Regions from separate parts of the Homo sapiens genome. Here region 2 is linked to region 1. The links are chromatin loops, found by intact Hi-C in ENCODE. Cell type or tissue: ovary. All regions are shown on one strand. Each heading gives the region's core, and the rest is flanking DNA. Links, peaks and the distances in the headings are about the cores only.

Region 1 (8,253 bases), core at 2,240-7,239:
GGGGGCTGATGACCACTAGAGCCCACCAGTTGGCAAATCCATCCATGCACCCAAGTTCACCCAGAAGTTTAATCATCTTTCTCGTGACCTACTATTAAATAAAATTTTTGAAAGCCTCACTTTATTCCCCCTTTTAATACAAATTTACTTACGCCATGCAGATGTCTAGTATTCATTTTAAAACATCACTTAAGGATGTTTTAGATTGTTTAAAGTTTAACCAGAGAAGACATCCAAAGCAAACAGGAGAAACCTGACCCAAAACCATTTACTGGGGCTCGAGCATCCCCAGAAAGAAGCACAGAACTAGAGTCCCAATTACAGCAACAGATGGTTTGGTTTGTAATAAAGAAATTCCTATAATCTGTAATTTTGTTTTTAAACCAGAGTTTCCTTTCTAAAGAAGCTTAGAAAACCTCTACAGAGACTATAAAAGGACTTCTGGGTAAAGATGAGAGGTTGACAATCTCCTAATTCTTACTAAAACAAATACTTTATTTTAAATCAAAAGAAAATGTTATCCAAATTCCAACCAAGGAAAAGTAATATAATTTCCTGCCCTAAATTTCAAAAGTGGCTGCAAATGAAAGAAACAGAAGATTCTCAAAAAACTTACGGAGTCTCTGGGGTCAGTTGGAAAATGCTCCTAGTTCTTTACTTCCTACTATGTCTAGGATTTTACATCCTTGTCCCTCGCCATGTGACGCTGCTGTACCTCCCACTGGAGTTAAGCTATTGATGCACGCAGAGGTTTTAAATGTGCTTGTGTGTTGGGACTCGGTCTTTCATGCTCCTGTGATCCCAGCAGGTCACAACTCCCTTCCATCCTGGGTTCCAGAACAGAGACATGGAGCATCCTGGAACCCATCTGAAGCCTGGGTCCAGCCTGGCCCTGCCAAGCCCAGCCTACACCCCACAGAGTGGAACTTACCTGCAGACTCCTGAGCAGGAAACTCAACTTGTGTTGTAAGCTGCTGAGAGTTTGCAGTTGTTTGTTCCATCGCAAAAACTATTACAGGTTCCTAACTTAATCCCCATCTTTTATATGCAATATAAAACTATTAAAGAAAAAAGGTCCATAGACAAAAGTCTCAAATTCTCACTTATACTTGATTTGTTTTTGTTGTTGTTGTTGTTTTGAGATGACGTTTTGCTCTTGTCGCCCAGGCTGGAGTTCAGTGGCACGATCTTGGCTGACTGCAACCTCCACCTCCTGGATTCAAGTGATTCTCCTGCCTCAGCCTGCCAAGTAGCTGGGATTACAAGCGCTTGCCCCCACACCCAGCTAATTTTTGTGTTTTTAGTAGAGATGGGGTTTCGCCATGTTGGCCAGGCTTGTCTCGAACTCCTGACCTCAGGCAATCCACCCGCCTCAGCCTCCCAAAGTGCTGGGATTACAGGCGTGAGCCACTGCACCCGGCCTAATTTGGAGAGAAGCAAATTGAGTGGAGGTGTAGCAGCCCAGGGGAGGGGAGGGAGGAAATCCTCAAGAGGAGAAGCATTGAGCTGCCACTATAAAATAGCAGGACCCCAGGAGAGGCAAGAACACCATCAGGGGTAAGTAGGGAAGCGTTACCCACTTGGGGTTTCTGTCCTTCTTGGGAATAGGACGCTCCTAGGCAGAGAGAATCCTGGCATAGGACAAGCCAAGGCCTCCAAGGGAGGCTTTACAGAACCTCAGCAGAGCTCTCCTCCACCCCCAGCCACACAACCCCACCCCCTTGTTATACACAAGCCACAAAAATACACAGAAAATAATATTCGGTCTTCAGACTGCAAGTCAGAGAGAAAGACAGATCTTAGAAAAGGCAGCAAATTCAAGAGAATTCATTTATACTATATTATACTCACCAAAAAATGGACAGAGTGGTTTATGCCAAGCGTGATCAAGATAAAAATAAATGGCACAGGGGCTAAGCCAGCATGAAAACACAAGAAAAAGAGATAGAGGGAAGGAGGGAGGGAGAGGCAGACAACATAATTGAAGAGAAAATAGGCTGGGTGCGATGGTTCACGCCTGAAGCTAGGCGGGAGGATCGCTTCAGCCCAGGAGTTCAAAACCAGCCAGGGCAACAACGGGAGACCACGTCTCAAAAATAAAAAAAAAATTAAAAAAAAAAGAAATTAATTTTAAAAAAGAAAAGAAAATATAACCAGAGGAAAAGAAGGCTAATTACCTGTAAGTGATTCCCACTACAAAAGAATTTAAAGAAAACATGAATTTTATAAAACAATAAAGTCAAAGTGAATAAGTAATGAAGGGAAATGAAAGGGAGGATGGTGAAACTAAGGAAACAGAGGGATCAAAACAGCATCATTATAGAAATAAGGAGTAGGAATTGTGAGGAGAAGACAGCAACCAAAATCAAAATTACCTACAACAAATAAAGGCTTGAGCCTATCACAGCAAAGGAAAGCAAAGCTATAAAAGCAATTGAGAGTATTATACAGGAACAAAGACAAAAATGGGTGTCCTTAAGATAAAGAACTTGATAAATGGAATAAGAAGATAGAACAAAATAGAAGATTCCCGTAACATGAAGGGAGAACTAAACGTGAAGAATAACACAAACTGGGCCAGGCGCAGTGGCTCACACCTGTAATCCCAGCACTCTGGGAGGCCAAGGCGGACAGATCACCCGAGGGCAGGAGTTTGAGACCAGCCTGGCCAACATGGGGAAACCCTGTCTCCTCTAAAAATACAAAAAAACAAGCAAAAAAAAAATTAGCTGGGCATGGTGGTGCATGCCTGCGATCCAAGCTACTTGGGAGGCCAAGGCAAAATAATTGCTTGAACCCAGGAAACAGAGGCTGCAGTGAGTGGAGATCAACAGAGCAAGACTCCGTCTAAAAAAAAAAAAAAAAAAAAAAAAAGAATAACATAAACTGATATAATGTGATTAATAATGTCACACGTTCTCAAGAAGAAATTAAATCCCAACGATGAAGAAAGGTTCCTTACCACATCCGGGAAGAAAAAGAAGGGACCCATAAGGGGTGAAAAAACCTGTACTCAGGCTTCCCCAAACAATACCCAGTGGTAAAAGGCAAAGAGGTTCTAAGAAAAGAGACGACCCCAATTCTAACATACACAGCCAAGTAATCCCGCCAGCATGAATTCAAAGATGGACCTTTCCTAAGAGAAAAGAACAGAAGAAACGCAGCAGCCACACATTATTGGGGAGATGGCAAAGTGGCTCCACAAAACCCAATCAGTCTAAAACTGAATGGAGACACTGTGATGTTAAATGATGTGACACTTGATAGAAAGTGTGGCCTGGGAATTGTACAACTAGACAAGTGCTCCTTATCTAGAATAAAGCTAAGAGGAAAATCCCAAAATAAAACACCCATAAATTGTTCTTGAAAAAGTTACTAGGTAATGAAATCCAGCTGATTAAGAGAGGAATCAATATTTGAAAACACACATACACACACGGAATGGGCCGGGCACCATTCCATCAGAATATAATACGCCTATAATACCAGCATTCTGGAAGGCTGAGGTGGGTAGATTGCTTGAGCCCAGGAGTTTGAGACCAGCCTAGCAACATGGTGAAACCCCTTCTCTACAAAAAATACAAAAATTAGCTCAGTGTGGTGGCACACGCCTGTGGTCCTTGCACCAGATGGAGGTGCAAGGATCACCTGAGCCCGGGGGGGCTGACGCTGCAATGAGCCGTGATTACACCACTGCACTCCAGTCTGGGAGACAGAGCGAGACTCTGTCTCAAACACACACACACACACAAAGGAATGCAGCCGGATGTGGAGGCTCACGCCTGTAACCCCAGCACTTTGGGGGGCCAAGGGCGGGTGGATCACTTGAAGTCAGGAGTTCAAGACCAGCTTGGCCAATACAGTGAAACCACGTCTCTACTAAAAATACAAAAATTAGCAGAGTGTGGAGTGCACCTGTAGTCCCAGCTGCTCGGGAAGCTGAGACAGGAGAATTACTTGAACCTGTGAGGTAGAGGTTGCAGTGAGCCAAGATCATGCCACTGCACTCCAAGCTGGGTGACAGAGTGAGACTCCATCTCAAATAAATAAATAAATAAATGGAGAAGCCTTGCTGTAACAATCGGTGTTGGGCATTTGCCTGTCTATTTAAACATCTAAGACCAAAGGACTCAAGTAACTCTGGTTACAGAAGAGAATGTAAATAGTCAGCCTTGACCATTTAAAAACAATCGCATGAGTAATGAGACTTCAGAGGAGGCATGAGAAATGAAAAGATGCATATTTCCTGATTTGTCACAGTACAAATTCAACTTCTGCATCCAAAATTGAAAACCAGAATTTTAACAAGCAAAACAATCCCTAATCTTTTCATCATCTCTTTTCTTCTTAATTTTATCAAAATATTTTAGGACCTATTATCACCAGTGGTAAAGAAATATGGGTCTGAATTTCAGCAGTTCCTGCAGTCTCATTTCAGTTCATTTTCTTCAGTTAAATTCCAGTAAAACTGAATTTAAAATATTTTTAAATATAGCTTCCATTTTTATAAAAGTGCTTCAGTCTCCTTCGTGGTTTATGAAAAAAAGTGCTTTCATTTATATAAAATTATTTCTCTATTTTTTTCTCTATGAGTATGTCCACAAAAACATGAGGAGAGAAAAAAGATTTAGAAATGATGAGCACCTAATATAAATGAGGGTAATTTTAGATCAGGGGTCTGCAAACTATAGCCTGCATACAAAAATCTAGCCCTAATAAAGTTTTATTGAAACACAGCCACGCCTATTTGTTTACATGTTGTCCATGATTGCTTTCACGCTACAGCTGCAGAGCTGAGTTGTGACAAGAGACCATCTGGCCTATTTTAGCAAAGACTAAAATATTAACAACCTTGGCCAGGTGTGGTGGCTCACCAAGGCGAGAGGATTGCTTGAGATCCAGAGTTCCAGACCATCCTGGGCTACGTGGAGAAACTCTGTCTCTACAAATAAATACAAAAAATTAGCTGGGCATGGTGGCATGCACCTGTGGTCCCAGCTATTTGCGAGGCTGAGGTGGGAGGATCGCTTGAGCCTGTGAGGTCGAGGCTGCAGTGAGCCGTGATCATGCCACTGCACTCCAGCCTGGGCCATAAAGTGAGACCCTGTCTCAAAACAAGTAAAAGTAAAAAAATATATATTTTATGACCTCTACATGTACAGCAAAACCTTGCAGAACCCTGCACAGAGATGGTGAAATTGGGAGTGGGGTGCTTGTTTTTTTTGTGTTTTACTTTCTTCTTGTTATATTTGCAGAACATTTTTCAGTAAGCATTATAATTTTTAACAATGAAGCCATTTTTGTATTTTAGAAAGATTACCCTCTACTCACATATCAAGGTACTAGTCTGCTATAGATAAGAAGTTAGGCCAAATGACCTAGCTCACCTAGGCTTCACTCCCTTCTAGAACAAGGCTCTTCCATCAGAGAAGTTCGTGTTCCTCTGAAGCCTCGAGACAGAGCGAACTGGCTGCTGTAGGAATCTGTGCAGGTTTGGCAGGTGCCTGTTGGAAGGAGCCAGTTATGTCACTGGTTTTGGCAAACAATTTGAGAACTCTCCAAATAAGACTATGGATCAGGGAAGGCAGAGGAAGAGGGGAAAAAAAAAAAAACTTTCTATTTAGCATTTGCCAGAATTACAACCTTCAGTAAATACCACATAACTCATTAAGAAATTCCTCACTTACTGAAACTAAAATGGAAGCGGCCCAAGAACCAGAAGAAAAGCAAAACGAAGCAGTCCCGCTCATGTGTTTCAAATCTATTTCTCAACTGCATGCTAATTTTTCTGTGCCCAAATAAAGGCCTGTTCTCAAGGACTCAAATTATGAAATGTTTCTGATTCTACACAATCCAAAGAATAGTCAGAGGCTATGAAATACCATCTGATCCACTTGTGAGAGACCCTGTCACACTGAAGACCCCGAGACAAAAGCAGCAACCACCCACCCGTGACCACCACTTTGAGCCTCTGCCCTTCGGCCTCTGGGCCTCCCCACTCCAAGGAGCTTTCCAGCAAAAAACCTCCCTGACTATTTAAGCCACCAAAGCAATCCCAGCATGGGATGAACGCCCACCCCTGCTCTGCCTATCACCTCACCAGGCATACATTAATTAATTATGGAGCATTCCAAGGGCACAGGGGCATCATTCTGCAGGATGAGCTATCAGCCCTTAGAAACCAGGAGAAAGATTAAGACCCATGAATTAAGAGTTTTCATGATTCAAGATGTTTTCTGTCTTGAAATAATTAATAATGTTGATTTTATTCCCTCATTGGGTAAATGTGCTTATTCCAAGAACAGTAAATCTCCGCAATTCCAATAGCAATCAGAATAAAAAGCGTTCCAACAGAAATTTTCTGCTTCCTTTCTGATTAGAAAGCAACTTTATTTTTTAGGGAAAGGCAAAATCTGTATTACAGATCATTTTTACTAAAAATGCTAACTAATCAACTCACTATACCTGAAAACAGAGAACTATGAAAAATTTTTCTTCAGGCCTCTTCAGGTTTCTTACACAATCAAAAGGTTTAAAACTCAGGTTTGATAGGTAACAATAATCAAATTATTATTTTTTAAGACAGAGTCTCACTCTGTTGCCCAGGATGGAGTGCAATCGCACAATCTTGGCTCACTGCAATCTCTGCCTCCCAGGTTCAAGCGATTCTCTGGCCTCAGTCTCTTGAGTAGCTGGGATTACAAGTGCGTGCCATCAGGCCCGGCTAATTTTTGTATTCTTACTAGAAACAGGGTTTTGCCATGTTAGCCAGGCTGTTCTCGAACTCCTGACCTCAGGTGATCTGCCTGCCTCAGCCTCCCAAACTGCTGGGATAACAGGTGTGAGCCACCACGCCCGGCTGTCTTTCTTTAAAAAAAATTTTTTTTTAACTGTCCTTCTGGTCTAAGTTAGTTGAACATTCAACACAAGTCGAAGTTGTCTATGAAAAATGCTTATAAATTCTTACGAATCAAAAAGAAGATATTTCTTCTGAAGATTTTTTTGCTCAAATATTGCTGTTCCTTCCTATTTCATTATCAGTCATCCAGATTTTCAGCAAAATCAAGGCTATTCTCCCAAATGCACGTAATATTGTTTTGCACTGCCTTACCACCCATCACAATCTCACAAAATCCCGTTTTCATTTATTGTATTTATTTTTTTAAGACAGGGTCTGGCACCGTCGCCCAGGCTGGAGTACAGTGGCACGATCTTGGCTCCCTATAGCCTCTGTCTCCCCAGCTCAAGTGCTCTTCCTGCCTCAGCTTCCCTGAGTAGCTGGAACTACAGGCATGTGTCATGGCGCCCAGCTAATATTTGTACTTTTAGTAGAGACAGGTTTTCACCATGTTGCCCAGGCTGGTCTCAAATTCCTGAGCACAGGCCATCCACTCACTTAGCCTCCCAAAATACTCGGATTACCGATGTGAACTACCTCAACCAGCTAAAAACTCTTCTAAAAAAAAAAAAGAAAACCACCACCCCGACCACATGGCAATTAGTTTTTTTTTTTGAGACGGAGTCTCCCTCTTGTCGCCCAGATTGGAGTGCAGTGGTGCAATCACGGCTCACTGCAACCTCTGACCCCCTGGTTCAAGCGATTCTCCTGCCTCAGCCTCTCCAGTAGCTGGAATTACAGGCCTGCACCCCAACCCCGGACTAATTTTTGGGTTTTTAGTAGAGACGAGGTTTAACCATGTTGGCCTGGCTGGTCTCGAATTCCTGACCTCAATTGATTCACCCACCTCAGTCTCCCACAGTGCTGAGATTGTGTCCGGAATTGGTTGGTGGGTTCTTGGTCTCACTGACTTCAAGAATGGAGACGCCGACCCTCGCGGTGAGTGTCACAGTTCTTAAAGGCAACGTGTCGAGTTTGTTCCTTCTGATGTTCGGATGTGTTCCGAGTTTCCTTCCTTCAGTGTGGGTTCGTGGTCTCGCTGGCTTCAGGAGTGAAGCTGCAGACCTTCGTGGTGAGTGTTAAAGCTCACAAAGGCAGCGTGGACCCAAAGAGTTAGTAGCAGCAAGATTTACTGCAAAGGGCAAAAGAACAAAACCCCCACCCTGTGAAACAGGACTCCAGCGAGTTGCCGCTGCGGGCTCGGGCAGCCTGCTTTTATTCTCTTATCTGGCCCCACCCACATCCTGCTGATTGGTCCATTTTACAGAGAACTGATTGGTCTGTTTTACAGAGAGCTGATTGGTCCCAAAGAGTTAGTAGCAGCAAGATTTACTGCAAAGGGCAAAAGAACAAAA
Region 2 (8,253 bases), core at 2,102-7,101, 360 kb before region 1:
CATCTTATAATCCTTTAAGCAATTCTCTCTTATACAACTATTTAGTTTTAGAACACCCTCCAAGGTATTATTGAAAATTCCTCCATTAAAAAATCGTTACGAAGAGCCTTGATATAAATGACTTTACTAGCTAAGAGATTCCCAAGCTGAAAAGAAAGACGCTAGAGAAATTGCCATAATAAGGGTTTAGTTAGTTCCTTGTTGAATGTTTTGACCCTCCCAATTTGATGTTATCTTCTATTTACTGCATTTAAATGAAGTATAGACTTAAAAAACTAAAGACACTCTCTAAGCTATGTCAATTATATGCCTACATTGTTCCATCATTACACTTGATATGCTTGTTCTTGTTGTCTGTGGGCCCCCCAAATCAGTGCAAATATTTGCCACTGTTTCCACCAGGGGGCATTCATCTCATTGAAAATAGGTATTGTTTTTAACCGGCAAAGTTAAGAATGTTATACTGAAATGACTAAAATACATTATTTATTAATCTCAAAATTCACATTTTCAACGGGAAGCAAAAAAGGCTAGGTCTTTAATGGGTAATTCTTGAATTAGATGTTTGTATATATGAAAAGTTATTATATGAGTAAGAAAAAAGTATACTTATGATCTGAAAAGTATGATATACCAGAGAATGTTATGAACTCTTAAGAAGCGTCAACAAAACATATACATAAAAACACTCAGCTGTAAGTAGAAATTAATTTTAGAGGTGGTGTTCAGTTGTATGTTCTCCTAAGACATCCTAAAAGTACTAAGACTCCTACAGAGGCAGGAATTGCCCTTTTTCAAAATGCCAGTTTCTCAAAACTCCTATCACCTTTCTTCTGACTGAACCACACAGTTACTTTGTACACATAAGGTTTGGACACCGGAACATACAAACAAGGCTGGCCTTCTCTGCAAAAGTTATGAAGAGAGGAAGAAAAGACAATGGAACATACAAAGACTGCACATTTACCCTTTTGCACCCTGAACCCTGACAGTCTTTTGTATAAAAAAAATTAGTGTGATGTTATAACAAAAAAAAGACTCAAATATAGAATTCCTGACAGAATATTTATCAGAACCATACCTTTTTTCTTTTACTTCCCAAGAAAATATCACAAAGTCTGCCATACCCCTGAAATTATCACTGACCCATCCAAGCCAGAAAACTTCATAGCTCATAGCTTTCTTTTAGAGAGGAAAAAACATCCACCTATGTTTCCATGTATAACCATCTAATATACTAGCTCTTAACTGAGACCTAATCAAGTAGGAACTATGGACCAGTGAGGTCTAGCACCATTCGCTACCCCTGATGGTAGCTTTGAAGGTGTCTCTTTCTCTTTTTACACAGTACCCATGTTAGTATATGAAATGGAAGTGTACACAGAGGGAATCACAGACTCTTAAGGTAAAGTTGCGCAGAGCTGGACCTTGGTATTCCCCTAAGTTTGAACTTCTGCTCCCATCTCACTGCTTGTGCATCTGCCTACGTTGATTTAGGGACTGGCCTGACTAAAACAGAGAAGCTGAACCGGGCAAGATCCCCATCTCCACAACCTATTACAAAATATGTGGAAGTCCGGGAGGTGGATGGTTATTTCATTAGATATTTTGCTTATGTGTTCCATTAAGGCAGGGGTCAGCAAACCTTTTCTGTGAAGGGCCAGAGAGTAAACATTTTAGGTTTTCTGAGACATAAGGTCTCTGTCACAGCTACTCAACTCTGCTGCTGTACCATGAAAGCAGCCATAGATAATCCATAAATGAATGAATGGGGCTGTATTCCAATAAAACTTTATTTACAAAAACAAACAACTGGTCAGATTGAGCCTGGGGTTCATAGTATGACAACTGTTTTAAGGGGATAGCTCAGGTTTTTTTTCTTCCCTTGTACTGGTGGAACTCTAACACGTAGCTCAGACCAAATGTTCCCTAATGGCAAGAGTGTTAATAATCAAAACCAGATTTTTAAGGAAAAAAAAAACCGCAGAGTCCCATTATAATGCCTTATTTTCTAATCATAAAGGCTAGCTGCCAGAAATGCTAACCTGACCCACTAGTGGTGTGGGTTGTTAATGCTGGACGTGTTGGTGGTCCAGAGTATCTTGGTTCCCTTTTAGCATTTCTACCATTTGTTTACTCTTATCAGAAGTAAACAGGAATACAGAAGGAGGCTTCTCCAGAGAGAAAGTCCAGCATGGAATTAAGATTTCAGATCTGACACGTTGAGAAAAGTTCTTCAAACTTGCTCACTCTTTTCTGATCTAATTAAATGCCTCACCTTCTTGATCTTGAACAGTTGAGGAGAAACAATATCATCAGCACACAGCTAAGCCTTTAAACAACCCACAACTACTGTGATGTTCTTGTGTCAGTGTCAAAAAAACAAAAAAAGGTGCAGCAACCCTACGGCATGACATAGCACACCCTCCTCAGAGAATTCTGCCCCTTTTGCAGAACAAGAAAACTCTTTTGAAGCTAATTTGTCTCAGTGTGTCTAGACAAAAATTTGGGACAGACAATACAAAGCCCTCTTTTAAGATTCACTTCTATTTTTGCCTTCACCACAAAAGAAAAGATGAGGGGGTTGGAAACTGATCTCTGCAACATGGCATATGAGTTCTTTGCAATTTGGCCTTAGCCTCAACAGCAAATCTATGTGTTCCATCTCTTTGCTTGTTAATGCATTTGCTTTATGCAGGAGAACAAGCCCCCTTGGACGTGGGTGTGTTTTATAAAAAGAAAAGAAAAAAAAAGTCAAGTGGTAATGGAAGCTCTAAATCAATGTCACCAGGCTTCCAATGGCATTCATGTAGAGCCTTCAGAATGAGCACCTATGTTTGGTGGATTTTTATTATTATTATTGCTTGTTGTTTATTTTTACTCTTGTCCATGTGCCCAGAGACCTTGGCAAGATAAGCATTTTATAAATCTGATAAATAAGTAATTGAAGCCTTCTAATCAATATTACCCAAGGGAGAGGGAAGGAGGCACTCAAATCTGCATTAAAGTCGAGGTCCTCCCTTCTGTTAAATGCTGGGAGAAGAAAAGACCAGCCTGTTAAGGCTATGAAAAGGGCATCTCACTGGGGTGGGCTAAGTGCAGCAAGTTTGCTCTCTCCACATATCCCTCAACATTGAGGAGGGAGAGGACACAGCAGAGAAGAAATCAGTCCACTGTATCAAACTCCACATGACAGGCACGGACACACCAGAAGATAGGGACATTGCACGGTGTCCGTGAAGGCACAGTCCACCAGCGGGAACTGCACAGTTCAGGCAGGAGGGAGGCTTACTCATCATGAGCTTCACTGAAGCTGCAGTGTGTGGGCCACTGTTATATTCTCTGGGAAAATGTTGCTGTCAACACAGCAATAGAGCCCTCCAGAGAGGGACTTTACAGAATCGACAGCCAAACTGAGCCCAGAGGGAATTCCAGGGTAAGTCTCTTGAAGAGGCACAAAGCCTCATTAGTGCAGAGAAGATTTACCATGATCTCAGTCCAACCAACGATGCAGGCACCTTGTGTCCAAAGTTGTAATTCACTACGGTTCTACATATAACCCAAGTATAAGGAATCATCACTGGTTGGTTAAGTCTGAATAACCTCCTGCTTCTCTAAAAATATCAGTGACAATCAGACTGCACCTACAGGCCCTTCCATAGGAGAGAAATAAGCTGAGCTGGTGGCCAATTTATTTAAAGGAAGCAAATCAGCTAGTTAAACCCACAATTTAAGGAAGGCTTTGTTTTTGTTTTTGTTTATTTAGACAGGGTCTTAATCTGTCACCCAGGATGGAGTACAGTGGTATGATCTCGGCTCTCTGCAACCTCTGCCTCCCAGGCTCAAGCGATTCTCTCACCCCAGTCCCCTAAGTAGCTGGGACGACAGGTGCCCGCCACCACTCTGGGCTAATTTTTGTAACTTTTTGTAGGGACAGCGCTTTGTCATTTTGCCCAGGCTGGTCTCGAACTCCTGAGCTCAAGCAGTCCACCCGCTTCTGCCTCCCAAAATGTTGACATTACAGGCGTGAGCCACTGCACCAGACAGGAAAGCTTTTTCGAAAAATCAAATTGCACTGTTGAAACGAACTTCAAAAGATCATGTAGGCTGTCATCCTACCTTAAGGTAAATCTAGCTTGAATCACCGGGGGCAAAGAGAACATATATTATTTTAAAAGGTCTTGCAAAAAAGAGTTTCTACAAACAAACCTCTTGCATGATCAAACTACCTTTACTGTCGAAAAATTGCTAATTATGACTGTTTTGCAATGGCTTGCTAGAGACAGCTCGTACTTCTTTGTCTAATTTTCAGGACTTTTTTGAGCTGGCTGACTTCATGGTGGGAATGTTTACACCGCGGAAATCAGCAAACATTACAAATTAGGACCCCAACCCCACTGTATCCTTGAGTACTAGTTCCTGAACATTTCTCAGCATACTATTGTCATATGCTGTGTAAAACTATTCGTTTTTCCTTCTCCAAACTCTCTTGTTCTTTGAGAGCTGAGAAACACTCTGAGTCAAAGAAGAAATCTGTTCTACAATATTTCTGAAAGTTTCAGGCTCTTTGTGGACACCCAGAGCAAAGGGAAATTAACTGTTTTGCATGATAACCCATTTAGGGACAACAAGACTACTGTATTAGAAAATGATTATTAACCCCAATTTATCTCTGCTTTTCTTCCTACTACTATTTTCCAATCTTGTAAACATCCGTTAGAGTTTCTCCAGAGTTCTCTGAACGGTGTCACATCTCTCATCTTGAGAATAAGAGGAGGTTCTGTACTAAAATGGGACAACCAACACTAGGAAGAGCTACCAGTGACTCTACTATTTATGATGCACAACCCCACTTGTTTCCTTTCTATAACTTCTCTTTTCCTGTAAGGGGCTTAACTGAATGCCCAGACTGGAAGTTTCCCCTCAAAGTTTCTGATAGAAACAACCATGAGTACAATCTAGGTATTAGGAAATATATCTTCCATGGCCACCAGAAAATATTTATTGGTCCTAAAACCCAATGATAAAGATGTTCTAATACCTATTAGGAGGAGACAGTTCTCTCTAGCACTTCTGTATATCTCACAAAGAAAGGTACTGACTGCCCTTTGTTTTGGATTATCTTTTCAAAGATGTTTGTATAGTGAACAGCCTTCCAAAATAAAGTGTCTCCAAAACAAAGAGCAGGCATAATTACTGTCCATTTTAAAAGATTCAGATTCCCTAAATTCAGGGTTCCTCTCCTATAACACAATCCAGAGAATGTGCAGGCATCCATTGGGTCCCACCTGCCTCACACTCATGGGGTTTTGGAAGAGAGAATTGATACAAATATGCTGTTCATGCCACATGCTGTGTAAAAGTAATAGAGTCCTCTGTCTCTGACCCCAAAATCTCATGTCTTCTGCCATCATCTATGAAATCATGGCAGGCTAACTTGTTAGCTTGAAAGTAGGGTAAGATCTTAGACATTTCATAGTTTTTAATAAAGCTTTTAAGAAACAGGCCAGACATGGTGGCTCACACCTGTAATCCCAGCACATTGGGAAGCCAAGGTGGGCGGATCACTTGAGGTCAGGAGTTCGACACCAGCCTGGCCAACATGGTGAAACTCCATCTCTACTAAAAATATAAAAATTAGCTGGGTGTGGTGGCACATGCCTGTAATCTCAGCTACTCAGGAGACTGAGGCATAAGAATCGCTTGAACCTGGGAGGCAGAGGTTGCAGTGAGCTGAGATCATGCTGCTGCACTCCAGCCTGGGCGACAGAGTGAGACTCTGTCTCAAAAGAAAAAATAAATAAATAAATAACAAAGCTTTTAAACAGTCTGTATCTATATTTATATTTATATTTATATCTATATCTATCTCTCTACCTACCTATCTATCCATCTAGTTGGATAGATAGACAGGTACCAACTGTGTGCCTCAGAGATGCTTTATAGATACTCTCTTAGGTAATAATGTAGAAAACAGCCCACAATGAAGTTTCTAAGATGAAAAGTGCAGAGCTGTTGCACTCTGTCAAAGATATAAATGTGCAACTGGGAAAAATGGGCATGAACAAAACGAAGACTGGCCTTAATGTTTTTTGTGTACTCTAGATCAGGGCTTCTCAAATTTTAAAGAGCATATAAATCACCTGAGAATTTCATTAAAATTCAGATTTGAATTCAGTAGGTCTGGGATGAGGCCCCAGATCTGTATTTTGAAAAAGTTCCTAAGTGATATTGGTCCAAGGACCACATTTTGAGAGCAAGGGTCTAACAGCAACTAAATATAAACTGTATACATATTGTCACTCTTATATCTGCATAAACTATAAAATGTTTAATAAAAATATCCATAACAACCCAGGAAGTCCATTTAAATATCTGATTAGGAATATATGCATATTTATAAGAGAAAAATATCAATATTGATTATAAATTTGTCTTGATTCCAAATTATATACACATTCTATTCAAAGAACCAAGAGCAAAAGAAATATGCAGGAGAAGCCCGTCCTAGGTTACGCCAAGAGTCTGTGGACTGTAGCAAGCAATAAACCAGGCAAATTACAATCTTTATGGTTTATGTTGCTGGCAATATCTCTGGCTAAGCAAATGCTGATGGGCTAAGCATAACAGGGAAAATAATATGTGAGCATAAGACAGACTCTGAAAAAAAATAAATGTGCTGCAGGGAAAAACACACTGGGCTGGGAGTCAAGAGGCTGGAGTTGTCCCCGCTCTGTCACCTCCTTGCTGTGGGAGCCAAGGAAAGCAGATTCAATTCTCTCTGGGCAATGAGGGAGAGGAGCAGGTGCCTCTAGGCCCAGGCCCTATGCCACCTCTCAGCTCCCACATCTTGGTGTTAGGGCTTGGTCACCTGCACAGACGGCCTCTCTCAGCCTCATGGACCATTATTTAAGACTGTCATCAGCCCAAAGAGATTAATCTTTCTATCTCATCTTATATACTTAGGGAAACATTTGTGTACCAATTTGAAAAGCACAAGAAAGAAGGCTCGGAAATAAAAGAAAAACTGACAAGGTATTTTAGAATTTTATTGTGAAATATTTGAGTACCTCCTGTGTCCCTTTTCCTTCCACCACTGTCTTTTTTTCTTTTTGTCTTCTTTTTTCCTTCCTAACCTCTCTCTCTTCATCCTCTCTCTACCAAAATTACAACTGGGGAGACAGTAAGGTGTATGTCATTATTCCATGCGCTAGTTTCTCATTATGTTAGTGACTATTTCTTTTGAAAAGATTTCTGTGGTTAAATACACTTTGTGAATCTGGTTTAAATAGAATTAAAAGATTCCTATGGACCCTATAATATGCTGACGCAGAATGTGTTTCTCCAAGACGGGCTATGGAAAGCTCCATTTGCTACACTGGACTACAGAAACCAGCCTTTTCCCCAATGCTAGTGTTCTAAGGGATCCACTTTGAGAATGACAGCTCCAGCACTAAGATTTTGGATTCTGGAAATGAGCTGTGTGTTGAAATCAGTACCACCTGGAACAGCCTTGCAGCTTTGGGCAAGTCACATAACCTCTCTGAGCCTCCAGTTCTTTATGTGCAGAAAGGGTCAATGACATCTACCAAATGTTTCCATGGATAAAACTAAGCGAGACAAAGTACATGAAGTGCCAGACATGGAGACCCCTCTCCATCCTGTCTGTTGAGATTCAGAAGTGAGGTCAATCTGTGTCCCTTGAAAACTGGCCGGGGCAGCATCCATCTCACTGAAAACCACTCTTGGAGACAAGGCCATTGGCCCTCGTTTCTGACTTTGTCCATGTTTCAGAACTCAATATGGGTCCAGTCCCCTCCATTGAAGCCTGAATATCCCCTCCCAGTGACTGCCCAGCAGTCTGGGTATGTTTGCCATCTCAATAGATGACATTTGCCAAATGAATGAGGGAGAGAAAGAAAATATTTAGACAGAGAGGGTCACAGGAGAATAAACAAAGGAAGAAATGAAACCAGGCCATAGGGGAGGGCAGGAAGGCACAGTAGTTAGGACATGACTGTCCTGAGGCAGACTTGACGTTAGGAGCCACAAACCTTGGCAGATCAGCAAAATCTCCCTGAGTCTCAATGTCCTCAGTTACAAAACGAAGATGATGATGCATATCTCACAGAGACATGTTGAGGAGTTGAGAGATTGTATGCATAAAGCACTTAGCACAAAACCAAGCACAGAGTAGGGACTCAATTGAAAAAAGAGAAAGAGTGTTAAGTGTTCTTTTTGAAGTGAAAGGGG

The links. Peaks named below come from ENCODE experiments on the same cell type or tissue, not always from the same donor. Only the 100,000 strongest peaks of a DNase experiment are listed, where the experiment ranks them.
Region 2: a loop joins it to region 1, with 5 times the contacts of the local background. A loop is called at or near these places in 5 of 110 quality-filtered maps.

Annotation. Positions count from the first base shown.
Region 1 is chr9:84,409,333-84,417,585 of GRCh38, reverse strand. It overlaps LOC102724036 (a long non-coding RNA gene), which reads right to left and starts at 7,785. Exons shown (of 20, transcript XR_930042.2): 1 at 7,746-7,785; 2 at 5,388-5,504. In ovary, for the core only: no CTCF peak of the experiment used is centred there; no DNase peak of the experiment used is centred there; H3K27ac peaks cover 504 bases.
Region 2 is chr9:84,773,773-84,782,025 of GRCh38, reverse strand. All of the region lies in intron 12 of NTRK2 (neurotrophic receptor tyrosine kinase 2), which reads right to left. Among named protein-coding and RNA genes, the nearest start is that of NTRK2, 110 kb to the right of the region's middle. In ovary, for the core only: no CTCF peak of the experiment used is centred there; no DNase peak of the experiment used is centred there.